Linked DNA regions of Homo sapiens: region 1 is linked to region 2. The links are chromatin contacts, found by Hi-C or POLR2A ChIA-PET in ENCODE. All regions are on one chromosome and are shown on one strand. Each heading gives the region's core, a stretch centred on a gene start or an enhancer-like site at or near the end of the contact. The rest is flanking DNA. Distances are from core to core; before and after follow the strand shown.

Region 1 (6,816 bases), core at 1,145-3,644, 240 kb after region 2:
CCCATATCTACCCCATGGCGATGACAGGGCAGGGGATCTTGACTAAGAGTCCCAGCCTACATGCAACAGTGGGGGAAAGTAGTTCCTTAAAAGAACATTGAAGTGAGAGGCCGGGCGCGGTGGCTCACGCCTGTAATCCCAGCACTTTGGGAGGCCGAGGCAGGTGAATCATGAGGTTAAGCGGTTGAGACCATCCTGGCCAACATGGTGAATCCCCATCTCTACTAAAAATAAAAAAATTAGCTGGGTGTGATAGTGGGCACCTGTAGTCCCAGCTACTCGGGAGGCTGCGGCAGGAGAATGGTGTGAACCCGAGAGGTGGAGCTTGCAGTAAGCCAAGATGGCACCACTGCACTCCAGCCTGGGCAACAGAGTGAGACTCCGTCTCAAAAAAAAGAAAAGAAAACAGAAAATTGAAGTGAGAATGGATTCTGGATGCCCCGCCCCCACCACCAAATTCAACAAACCCCTGCTGTCCCTGAGCTCTACAGGAATAGTGGAGTTGATTGGAGAGAGGCGCAGTTTCCTCTCTGGAGTCCCATCTTTTGTGACTTTCAACCTCCTTTCTGAGCAGGCTATTGACTCTGTCTTTGACGATGTGAGGAAACCTTCCAGCTTTGCATCACAGCAAGTTTGATGAGCCTGCCTTTACCTTGGATGTCTTCATCTGGTATTTACGTCATTGGGAAAGATGTAATGACATACCAAGACCTGTAGCTTAGCTTGCTGCTGAAGACCTTCGTCCAACTAGTCCTAATAAAACCCAAGCTCTAAAAACTCATCATCAAATAATAAAAGAGAAATAGAGTAAATGCACAATTCATGAGATTAATATAGACCAGGAAGACAGTCTTTTTTTCCCTAATAATCTTTACTTTTATATCCTACTTTATAGGGGTGCTGTTTAATTTCATGTTCATTTACTTTAATTACTTCTTGCATGTAGTTTGTGGGGAAGTTTGCCATTTTCCAACGTCTAAAAGATGGCTTACTTGAGTTTCGTTTCAGACCCTTTTAAAATTAATATATAATAAAACATAATATGTGTATTTGTCATTTTTCATCTCCAAGGATTACTCATCATAATCGAATCAATTTTTCCAGGGAGATTTTATCAGACTTACAAGTCAAATTAGTTGAATGCATTTCTTTTGCTAATAAACAGAGAACCTTTACCCTGGAAGCATCTCCCCACTGAATTCCAATAATTTAGTGTTTCCTTGCCTTAAGAGCTCAACCAGTAAATGACCTAGGCATCAAAAGAAATTTATTAGCCTAAAAGAAGATTGTTAAGATGGGAGAACTTAAGAGTATGAAAGCGAGGAAACATAATAAAATCAAAATGTAAATATTGAATACATATATGTTAGGTATTTTTTTAAAACTTCATTTTAGAGGGTTAGGCTTAACTCTCCCCCACCCCAAGCAAAACATTTCGGGGTACAGATTTTTCTGTCTCTATAGTTGCATTTACTTCTATGTTGCACATGGGGACAGTGTAAGGCTAACGGGCTATTATATTCTGACCTAAACAATTCCTGTGTTTCTAATTTAGAAGATAATTGCAGTCAAGGTAGGACAAGACCATTTTGGATGGTGGCTAGTCTGATTGCTGCCTCTGTCTTGAGTTGCCTTATGATCTATAGGTCCGAGGTTAATTGTGGGAAGATTTTGGCCATGAAACTACAGCAAGCCTTTACAGGAATGGAAAAAGGGTGTAGTTTCTTTCAAGTGCATTTATTAGGGTAGGTGTGATCACCGACTCACTGCTTGGCGTTAAGTGGGCCCATTGGTTATTGCTGTGAGGTGGTTCTAAATCCTCCTTTTAAAAAGCTCCGTTCAAGTTGCTGTGACCTTCTCATGCTGCTTGCTCCCAAGTATTTCAAATGTTGCAATGCTGGGCATTTTGTCAAGCTCATAACTGAAATGCTTTCTCCATATAAGATATGGAGTTTGACCCTATAGTAGAGATATGAATGTGGATTTGCTTTTACCCTGTAGATAAGATCAGCTACAGTGAAAGACACAGGTAAATAGAATGCTTAGGCAGAAACTGTTGGAATCCAGTGTACATGTGAAAAGAGTGAAATTTTTCAGGGCTAACAGTAAAGCCCTCTTCAGTGTGTAACTGGAATTCACCTTCTCTAGTATTTTTGCACAAGATTGAGAATAAAAATGGTTGTGATTGATGAAGCATTCAGTGTATATCTAACTGTAAGTCGGACTAGAGGGACTTTTAAATCACCCAAATGAAAGATTGTATTATCATGAACATTAATATGTAACAGTTAAGTGTGTCATAGCTTATCATAAGTCCTGGCATTCGCAGAGCTCTTTGAGGCCAGCCAACCAATAAGGAAAAACTTTTTAGCAAATGCCGGTCCACAATACCTCCATGAGTGAGGTCAGCCCAGTAGTCATGACTCTTAATAGGTTATTTATTTTTGTGTGCCCAACCTACCTACCTGTACATTCTAGTCACACTTTGCGGGGGCCTTGAAGATGTACTCTGAATTTTCTCCTCCCAATATTCTTACAGGGAAGACAAAAGCAGGTTGAAACCAAGGGGAAAATTTTACTTCTGGTGAGACTAGGAAGTTAGGGGGGAGGAAAATACCCAGAGTAACTTATTAAGGCATGGAGGTTGGATTAGTTAAATGTTTAGAAATTTTAAAATTTCTTATAGATTTGTTACCATTTATGTGGTTGACAGATTATTAACTGTTCACCCCTAGAAAACCAATTCAGGAAGGTAGAAACTTCTGTTTTTTATCTTTTGCAAAGTAATGTCTTTTCCTCCAAATTTGTAAGGTGTACATGTTCATAGCAGAAAATTTGAACTATAAGGCAAAATATTTTTAAAATCGTAACTACCTCTGTTCTTAATACCCAGAGAAACTTAGTAACTGGAAGGGCTATCCTTACATGTATAACATTTTTTTAAATGTTAGTGCTACATATATTTAATTAATTACATTTTTAACGGGTACATACTTTTTTCATTTGGCGTATTTATTATGTGGTCATATGTCCATTGAAGCTTTCTTTGTCTTTGTATCTACCATAACACCAAGTCCAGTACCATTTTAGTGGGATGAGCTTATTAATATTTTTTAAAATTACAATAGGTACATCTTATCAGAGTTAAATCTTCGAGTTATTTGTGGAAGGGAGAGAGAAGAGAAAAGGAGTAAATATTTACTGAGAACCTAGCACATGCTGAGTACTGGGTTACATACTTCATAGTAATATTGCACTTTATTATCATTAAATACTGATGATGATGATGATGGTAGCTAAGTATCATTGTGTACTTGCTGTGTAAAAGATCAGAACTTGGACATGTATCATTTCATTTAATTCTCACCACAACTCACTAAAGTTAAACACGTCTATTATTTCCATATTAAAGATGGAAAACCTGAGGTTCAGAGAGGTTAAGCTAATTACTCAAGATCACACAGCCAAAAATTATGAAGCCAAGTTGCCGGATGGTTCTTTATCTACCCTAAGATACATGCCCAGCTGTCCACACCAGTGCATTTGCTGCATCTATCCAACACACCAACCTGCCTTTTAATGTTTCTAAGTGACTTCTGTTTAACATGGGCCCCCTTTTAGCAACTTCCCTTGAAGGATTTTTTTGACCTTTTAATTTTTCTTTTGGTGTTAAAATTGGGGGATGGAGGCACTATATGCATCAGGCCATGCCCCACTTGGCCCAGTACCTGGAAACAGATAGCCATGAAGCGACACCCTTGCCTGCTCATGGTGTCAGCTGCATTGTGGATGCTGCTGTCACCTCTGTCTCAGGCAGCATCTGGGGCCATTGCAGGACTAGCCTATGAATCCTTCCTTTGGTTTCTGTTGCAAACTGAGGCACAGCTGTAATGACTGTGTGTAACCTATGCCCTGAGCCCAGGTGTCTGCTGTTACATGTTAGAGTAAGAAAGGTTTATCACTCGGTTGGCATTGACCATGTTTTGCAGTTGAGGCCACATGTGTAACCATTTCCCTACTGTGGGACCAGGTTTTCTGTAACAGCTGTTGGCCTAGGACATTTTGTTTCACTTCCATCCACTTCTGTTTCTTTATCTCAAACACTGGGAAAATCATAGTACCTGTCAAGTAAGGGTGTCAGAAGACTGGGTGACGTAAGTAAACCACTTCAGTAAAAGCCTTGCATGAAGTTGGCACTCAGGGGGCCTGAGGCATTGTTGTTGTTCTTCAGGGATACTCTAAGGACTAAGAATTGTTTTCTTAGTGACAAGTTCTCAGAGAACCAATTTAGATACTGGGAGATTGGTAATTACACTTTTTATTAGCTCCACTCTCTCAAGGAAGTGACTTTTCTTTCGTCTTTCTTGGAATTTGGGATATATCAATTAGCATGTGTTCATGGAACACCTCACTACTCCACAGTGGCTAAAAACATGAGGAAATTCATTATTTACTTGCCCAGAAGTTTGAAGATAGGCAGTGCCAGGATTGGTTTGGCATCTTAATAATGTCTGAGTGTGGGGTTAGGGAAGCTCTTTGATTCCTTCAACTTTTCCCTCTGGGCCACAAGATGGCTGCTGAAGCACCAGGCATCACTTTCCTACATGGTTGCATTTAAAGGCACAAAGTAAGGAAAAGGACAGAGCGGTGAGAGAGAGAGAAAGAGATCTCTTAGTGTCCTCTTATCAAGAAGAAAAAAAGTCATTTTCCCCTTATATCTTTTCAGTCATCTTCCCCTTATATCTTTTGGCCAGAACTAAATTAGATCACCATCCCTAACTGCAGAGAAAGCTGGGAAGGGGGAGCATCTCATTTTTTCAGCTTGGGGAGTAGGAGGTGGGAGAAAAGGGAGGGAGAAGAGAAAGAACGAGTTGGGATTGGCTGTTGGGTTGCCATCCGGTAGTGTGTGCCATATGGATAACACTTCATACTTGACCAGTGGAGGTTAACCTAAAGTCTACGTTGAGCCTACAAAGGAGATACATATACAATTATTCAGAATGACAGTGTACTTTTGGATTCTCATATCATTGCTAAAGCTAAAATTTCTTGGTATCAAGACAGTGTGGGTAACTCCAACGCACTTTGTTGACTTTGTTCATCATCAGGCTTTATCCCATCTTAAGCTCTCTATATATCACTCAGGAAATATTTTGTAGATGGCTCAGCTTCCTGCTCAGCGCCATAGTTCTGGATGTTTCCCACCCCACACATGGTGTTGTGTATGACCACCACCCCCGCTTCCAAATGGTCTTTGGTTCTGTATTTGCCCATTGCGAAAGAAACATCCTGACAGCTATGATGTATTTATAACGTTGTATGGCTGGTTTTACAGTCACTTTGTTACATCAATACTAATCTTTCTCGCTAAGCTGAAAAATCCATCACACCTTGAGTTACAGTGGAAAGCTTCACCTGAATTGTGTGCATTTTGGGTTTTTCAGGGGAGGGACAGGATGGAGGCACGTGACTGCTTAAGAGACTTTTCACAGTGTTACTCTCGTTTCCAAATGGTATGAGTTATTTGAGTTGCTGGAGCAGAGCACTTTCTGCAGGATAGCTGATGTCTCTGAAGACACAGTTTACATTCAATGTGTCCCAAAGAGAGTAGCAAGTACATTTTTCTAACAGTGAAAAAAGAAATCATTTTGCAACTAGCTTCTTAAAGAGTGCACTTGGTTCTAATCTACAGGCATAAAGCTTTCAAGTTACTCAATTATATAAATCTACAATTCTAATCAAAACCGTGTTTATAAAAAATAATTTTTACTTAAATTTGATGAAAAGATTCAAAGTAAGATTGGAATTTTTAAAAAAGTCATTACCAAAAACATTTTTTTTTCTTTCTTTCTTTTTTTTGAGACACAGTCTCACTCTGTCACCCAAGCTGGAGTGCAGTGGCGCAGTTTCGGCTCACTGCAACCTCCGCCTCCTGGGTTCAAGCGATTCTCCTGCCTCAGCCTCCTGAGTAGCTGGGATTACAGGCGTGCGCCACCATGCCTAGCTAATTTTTTGTATTTTAGTAAAGATGGGGTTTCATCATTCTGGCCAGGCTGGTCTCGAACTCCTGACCTCAGGTGATCTGCCCACCTCAGCCTCCCAAAAGTGCTAGGATTACAGGCGTGAGCCACTGCGCCCAACGCAAAAAACACTTTCAATTTTAGAGTTTATTAATTTCCGTTGAGAAGAAAATACAATTTTTAATGAATATGAAGAATTTTGTACTGGAAACCAAGTATCCATCTGCTTAAGATCCGATTGTCATGAATATGGAAATTCTATGACCCCCTCTAAAACTGCACAGTCCAAGATATGGCAGCCACTAGGCATGTGTGGCTATTTAAATTAATTAAACTTACATAAAATTAAAAATTCAGTTCCTCAGTGACACTAGCCATATTTCAAGTGCTCAGGAGCCTCATGTGGCTATTGGCTACCCTATTGGATGTTGTAGGCATAGAACATTTCCGTTGTCACAGAAAGTTCTGTTGGGCAGTGATGCTCTAGATGAGTGGTTCTCAACCAGGAATGACTTTCCCCAGCAGGGGACATTTGGCAACGTCTGGAGACGTTTTTGGAGGTCACGAATGCGGTGGGGGCATGTGCTACTAGCATCTAGGAATGCTGTTCAACATTCTGCAATGCATAGGGTAGCTTACACAATGAATAATTAATTTTCTGGCTCAAAATGTTCCTAGTACTGAGGTTAAAAAATCCTGCTGTCTGGTGGGGTGGACTTCTGTGGCCCCCAGCTCCTCAGTTCAAGTTTTAAAGCAATTCTCTTTATACAGATGTCAGACAACATGTGTTCTGGAT
Region 2 (6,431 bases), core at 3,240-5,739:
CAGTTGGCTGGGCAGGAAGCGGTGGTTCCCTTACATGTGACTATGAATAGAAAGGTTTCCATGGATCTTGGAATCACGGTGGAGGAAGGTGATGGTACTTTCCTTGAGGGTAGGTGACAGGTGAGGTGGGCTGTTGGCAGAGGAACGACTTGGCTGTAACAGGAATTGAAGAGAGACCAACTCTTTCTTTTTTAGTTGCTTGAAGTTGAAAGATGTAGAATGAGTGGCTTCTGGAAAAGGAGAGAGGGGACATCTTTAAGGGTAAAAGGCAAGTCTCTCCATTCATCCAGATGATGGTAGTGGAAGATGGTGGAGAGAGGTGAGCACTAAGGCCCAGGGGAAGGAGGAGTGGAGTTTCTTCAGCACAGAAGGGAGATTCTGGAGTGTTCTGAAGCCAGCAGGATGATGGTCTATCTCATCCCCAAAGAGGGGAAGTGATCAGTTAGGTCAGTTGTTCTCTAGAGCAGGGTTTGGACATAGATGGGGGAATGGAGCAGACAGATGCCACAGGAAAAATCTCACTAGCCTGCGAGTTTCACATGGAATATTCAGGAGATTGTTAGTGAAAAAGAGAGCAATAAACAAACAAACCGAAAAGGTTTCAGGTTGAGCCTCAGAGCTAGAAAAGTAATTACGTAATTCCCCATGTGTTCTAATTAGTCTAGTGGGTTTACTTAAAAATTTGTTTTTGAGCATAGATACCAATAAGTCCTCTGGTGAGTTGAAAGAAACCTTACTAGTGGAAGATTAATAAAAGGAATAGTGATTGGTTAGTTTTAGGGAACTTCACTGAAACAAAGTTAGTTAAATGGGCTTGCCCAAACCATGGAGGTTGGTGTAGTGACCCATTTGGTTAAATCTGGTGACCGTTTTTTACCAGAACTTTATTAGAACTTAGCGCTAAAGACAGATGCTTATTTAGGGCACGTTTGAGTTATTATTATTATTATTTTAAAAACAGAAGTATTATTTGTTCTTCTTTTCCTAGCCTATGAATTGAGGTGGATTGGCATCTTATTTATGAGCTGACAAACACATACCTTTTTTTGCAGCTGATGTGCTTTTTTGAACTGGGTTCAGCATTGTCAAAAAGTTATTCACAGGAGTTGGTGATGGAGCCCGCTCCACCCACTTCTGTTCCCTTTCTATTTTGGTGCCATTTGCAACAAAGGAAACTAAGTTTGTAAATTAGAGAAGGATTGAAGCTCTCACAAATGCACTTCTTATCAGGTTGTGTAACAGATTAGACAGAGCAGGCTCACTCTTGCTGTGGCACGTGGGACCCGAGGAAACATCCATGCAAACTCCATGAGGTGGCCTTGGCCAGGGGACTCCCAAGTTTTCTGGCCAATCTGATTTAGTTGCATTTAAAAACGAACAATTATGAAGATGTATATATCTGCATGTCTGTATGTTTATATGCACATATGTATACTTGTGCGTGTTTATATGTGTGTGTATATACATACGTATATTATGTGTGTGTATAAAATTGCCATTTAGCATTCTCAAACCAAGGGAGATCCAGTGGGCAACACATTGAATTTGACTTTTGCATAAGGGTCCCTGATGGAAATAGATGGCTTTTAGTTCTCCTAGGCCTTAAGTGGACTAGGGGAGGCAGAGGAGGGCTGAAAGAACCCAGAGAGAGGAGTTGTGTGGAGAGAGCTGCCTGGCAGGGTTGCCACTGGTCAAAGAGGGACTCAGAACTAGAGAAATGAATACCCCATCTTCTGTGGCGTCCTGAGATGAGAGCTCCCATTGGTTGGACAGAGAGCGGCCCTCTAGGACACAGAGCTGGGTGGGGGATAGTGAGTGGAGCCTCTGGAGAAGCAGATGGAAACCATCCAATGCATTTTGTTCTGGAAACAGCTATGCAAGGTAACTGCCATAACTCAACCAGGTAACCCATGGGAGAGGTCAAGGTGGGAAATGAACTCCTTCCTAGATCTTCAGGGTGGGGATAGAGCCTCTAGCTTTAGAGCACTGGTTCTCAAAGGATGGTGCCCGGATCAGTAGCATCAGTATCACCTGGGAACTTGCTAGAAATTCTCAGGCCCCGTCTTGGACCTATGGAATGCAAAACTGCAGGAGAGGCCCAGCAATCTGTGTTTTACAAACCCCCCTGGAGATCCTGGTGCTTGGTCAAGATGTCTGTGAGTTGCTGGAGGCTCAGCATATGATGTCAGTTTGCTGAGAGGGCCTTTGTTGGCATGCTCAGAAATGCCCGTGATGAGCATGTTGTCTGTTATCAATCCACTGCTTGAAATTCTGCAGTTCCTCAATCCTCTTTTTTTAGGATAGACATTCTTCAATAGAAATGGAATACTTGATTACATTTAGGCCATGGAGGCCAATACCCAGTGCAGTTCATTCCTTTAATTTTTAAGCTCTTCTCTCAGCTGTGCAGGCAAGTTCCAGGGCAGACTTTTGGAGGTTGAAAAATAGATGCAAATGCTGTCTGTGCTGTTGTTGTTTTCCTGGTGCCTGGCAGTGTTTGGTAAACAACTTGATTGCTAGGTCCCGGCCTCAGGGAACCACAGCTGCTCTTTCTAGCTCCCTGCAGACTTTTGTACTGAGCAGGGATTGCTTCAGGGAAAAATAAACAGGGGAGAACAAAACAAGAAAACATCACTTGTTGTTTTGTTTCTGCCTCTACCTGTTTTTCTGGAGCTGTTTTGCAACCACAGGCCCTGGGATTTGGGTTCCTTTGCTTTACAGAAACAAGGCAGGCCCCGGTGGCATTCCACGCTTCTCTCTCCATGGCTAGACTGTGGCATTTGGAGTAGCCACAGGACTTGGAAAGCGTTGGAAAGGACTTAGTAGCCACTGCCAGAACGCATGCATTTTTAAATATGTAAATTGAAAAGGGAGAAAGCTTCATTCTTTCTAATGACCCCCAAGATGGTAATCTGGCTTTTCAAATCTCTAGGAAAACAGATTGAATATGGCACAATTAATGTTTCAGCACTTCTCGGCTTTTCTCTAAAATATTTCAATGGGCTTTTAATTTATTGCAGCTCTTGATTAGCAGGGTTGAGGCAGGGTTACTGCTGACCTCCTGGGCCAAGGTACTTCTGGGGCTGTAGTGAAGTGGAAAAGAACAAAGGTTTGATAGTGTTCTCAGCTGGAGCCTCCCAGGGATGAGCCCCTGGGGGTTCACTGAATAATTCCTTCCCCTAAAGTAGTCAGAGAGCAATGCAGTGTTCTTCAGATCTTTATCAGAGTTACCTGGGGTATCTGTTGGGTAGAACAGCAGATTCCTGGAACTTGTTTAAGAATCTCTGGACTATGGAGGGTGGGAACTTGGGCTTCAAGCTGGTGCCTCCCTGCACACTCACATTTGCAGTCCATGGCCTTGGTGATTGATATTGCTACAGTGTAAATACCGTGAGCTGGGGTAGAAAGCAAGTGGGGGTACTGCTACATTTTAAAAAAATGTTTGAGACTTGCACATTGTTTGTTAGTGCATTTACTTTTCACTTACTCTACTTCACAAGTTGGCTGTTCCCTACCTTCTTAAATCAAAAAACTTTCTCCTGGAAATTGTTTCTTTTTGGTCTGAAGTAAGTCTTTTAGAATGTCCTTATAGAGAGGTGATAAACTTCTGTTTGTTTGAAAAAGCTTCTATTTCACCCTCAGCTTTAAGAGATAGTTTTTCTAGTTATACAATTCTACGTAGGCGGGTGGGGGTTTCTGTCATTTTTTTCTTTTCTTTTTTGTTTTTGCCTCTGTACTGTGGAAAGGATAATTTATTTGGGTATCTATCTTCTGGTATTTTTAAAAATTTCAGTTGCTGTATTTTTTTATGTCTAGAGTTCAGAACAGTTAAGTATTTTAGTTAGCTATGGGGTTCCATGAAGATGGAATTCAGTCCTGTGACTGTTGAATTCTTAACAACACACACACACACACACACACACTTCCACACACCACAGTGGTGATTCACCCTTTATTTTTAGATATGCCTGGTTACTTTAAAATATTAGAAGTCAAATAAGACAGCACTAATGACCATACACATAGAGCATTGTTTTTTTTTGTCTTTTTGTTGTTGTTGTTTGTTTCTTTTGTTTTTTTAGACAGAGTCTTGCTCTGTCGCCAGGCTGGAGTGCATTGGCGCAATCTCAGCTCACTGCAACTTCCGACTCCCTGGATCAAGCGATTCTTCTGCCTCAGCCTCCCTAGTAGCTGGCGTCACCATACCCAGCTAATTTTTGTATTTTTAGTAGAGAGGGATTTTCACCATGTTGGCCAGTGTGGTCTTGATCTCCTGACCTCGTGATCCGCCCGCCTCGGCCTCCCAAAGTGCTGGGATTACAGGCGTGAGCCACTGTGGCCGGCCACATAGAGTATTGTTTAACCGATTTATGTCTTAGCTAGAAAGCTGCTACTCACTCCAGTCCGAATGAAAACGAAACTCCCACAGGAAACCTCCACCAGCCCTCTCCTCATGGCTGATCTTTGCTGTTGACTTGCCTACTCCTCACCCCCAAGCCTTCGAGTATGATATTCTGACCTGTGAAATGCGTTTTCCACCCAATCTTCCAATTCCTCCCAAAACCTCAAGATAATGAATTCTTCTAGAAAGCTCTTATCTGCCCAGACACCTACTGTGCTTTTCTGTGTCACCCGTACTGCTTCTCTGTGCTTCTGAATCACTCTGGAATCATAAAACTGGAGACAGTGCATGACCTCATCCATCCTTTGCTACAGGGATTGCAACATGTTTGTTTTGTTTAAATATAACTTATTTAAAAAGTTAGCTGCCATCTTTGAAAAATTCTGGAATTTTACTAAATAGAAATCTAGATTACTGCCTTTATTTGTAGAATTGAAAGCTCTTGAGGTTCTTGAGGGTATGTGCCCATGTGGCAGTAATTGGAGGGGGAAGTACAATGGCTTCCCCCTTGAAGCTGATAAAGTGAGGATTTCTCAGCTTGCCACATTCCTTCCCTCTCCCTGTTACCTTACACCTGGCCTTCCTCGCTCATTTGCATTACCTGCCTGTTACAAAATGTGGCCCATGATTGTTAGTACCAGCATGGTCAGGTAGTGCCAAAATTCACTTGAGCAAGCCTGAGTCAGAAGGGTATATCACAAAAACTCAGGACTTTTATATTAGGGTATTGGCTGGAAAATATAGAGTTCCCATGGGCACAAGCTTTATAGAGTTGAGTCAGGCTGCTAAAACTCCCTGTGCCTCAGTTTTCTTATCCACATATTGAGTTTAAAATAATAATATCTGCTAAGAACTTTGTTGTAAGAATAGAATGAAATAATGATTATAAAAGACTTAAAACAATACCCAGTACATAATGAGTTTTCAACAAATGGCAATTATATTTTTAGAGAGTACCGAAAAGTTACTTCTTTCAGTTGTTGATTCATTTATTCACTCAAAAGATACATATTGAGTACTTGCTATGAGCTGGGCATTTTTCTGAAATTTTGGAGCATTGCGATGAAAAGAAATAGTTCTTTTATCTAATTGAGCTTATATTCTAGTGGGGAAGACAAATGAGCAAATAGATCAGGGCGAAAGCTCTGAAGTAAGCACATAGGATGATATAATTGAGACTAACTTGGAACCTAACTTAAGTAGGTGGGCAGGACAAGCTTTTTGAAGTGGCCTTTGTCCCTAAGTCCCAGTACTGAGAAGGGACCAGTTGTGTAAAGAATGGGCTCATGGCATCTTGGGAAGCTGAGATAGCAAGTGCACCAGCCCTGAGATGGGAAGACACTTGCCTTGCTTGAAACAAAAGGAGGACCACTGTATCTACATTGATTATAGTTTGGGATTGGGTTGGTAGTTAAGGCAGCGTCAGAGAAGTAGAAAGTGGCCAGATTATGTAGGGCCCTCAGGCCATGGAAAGAAATTCAAATTTTATCCTAAAGATGGTAAACAACTTCAGCCCATTTCTTCATTTCTTTTCTTTTTCTTTTTTCTTTTCTTTTTTTTTTTTTCTATGTGACATAGACTTCATGGCTTTAGGGAGCATGTCTGAGCCTTGGAAGTACTTCTTGGATCTCAAAGCTGCTTGGAGGCTTGGAGAATAGGACTTTGCCATTTGACTCGAAGTGTGGTCCATGATTGGTAGTATCAGCATCTCCTGGTAGTTTTCTAGAAATGCAGAATCTCAGGCCCACTCCAGATCTAGTGAATCAGAGTCTTCGGGGATGGGTCCCAGGAATCTGTATTTTGAAATGCTCTCCAAAAGATGCTTATGCACAGAAGTTTGAGAAGCATCAATCTAGAATACATCTGGACAGATTTCTGCAGGACATGGAGCTATGCTCATTGGAGAGGAATGGAAGCCTTTCCTGGGCACCCAGGGGATGCTGCCAGCCGCCGGGATGCTGGCTCAATAGGGTTAGGTACTGGTGCCAGGCTTAGCATTCTAAGCGCTTGAAAAACTCTCTGGTCACAG

Evidence for each region. Hi-C counts contacts between places; a loop is a spot of excess contacts on that map. ChIA-PET counts read pairs that join two places held with the same protein, here RNA polymerase II (POLR2A). Pooled maps may share reads with other maps.
Region 1: a loop to region 2 is called in a pooled map, with 2.1 times the contacts of the local background. The contact joins two enhancer-like sites. A Hi-C loop is called at or near these places in 2 of 50 pooled maps. POLR2A ChIA-PET finds 5 or more read pairs at or near these places in 3 of 52 experiments (A549, Caco-2 and activated T-cell).

The regions. Positions count from the first base shown.
Region 1 is chr3:71,249,974-71,256,789 of GRCh38, reverse strand. The region is part of intron 5 of FOXP1 (forkhead box P1); the gene reads left to right. Among named protein-coding and RNA genes, the nearest start is that of FOXP1-AS1, 36 kb to the left of the region's middle. Within about 2 kb of position 2,394, at least 4 of the 41 ENCODE cell types and tissues checked have a DNase peak (open chromatin) inside an H3K27ac peak, as active enhancers do.
Region 2 is chr3:71,494,454-71,500,884 of GRCh38, reverse strand. All of the region lies in intron 2 of FOXP1 (forkhead box P1), which reads left to right. Among named protein-coding and RNA genes, the nearest start is that of MIR1284, 44 kb to the left of the region's middle. RefSeq lists an enhancer at 2,498-3,436. Within about 2 kb of position 4,489, at least 10 of the 41 ENCODE cell types and tissues checked have a DNase peak (open chromatin) inside an H3K27ac peak, as active enhancers do.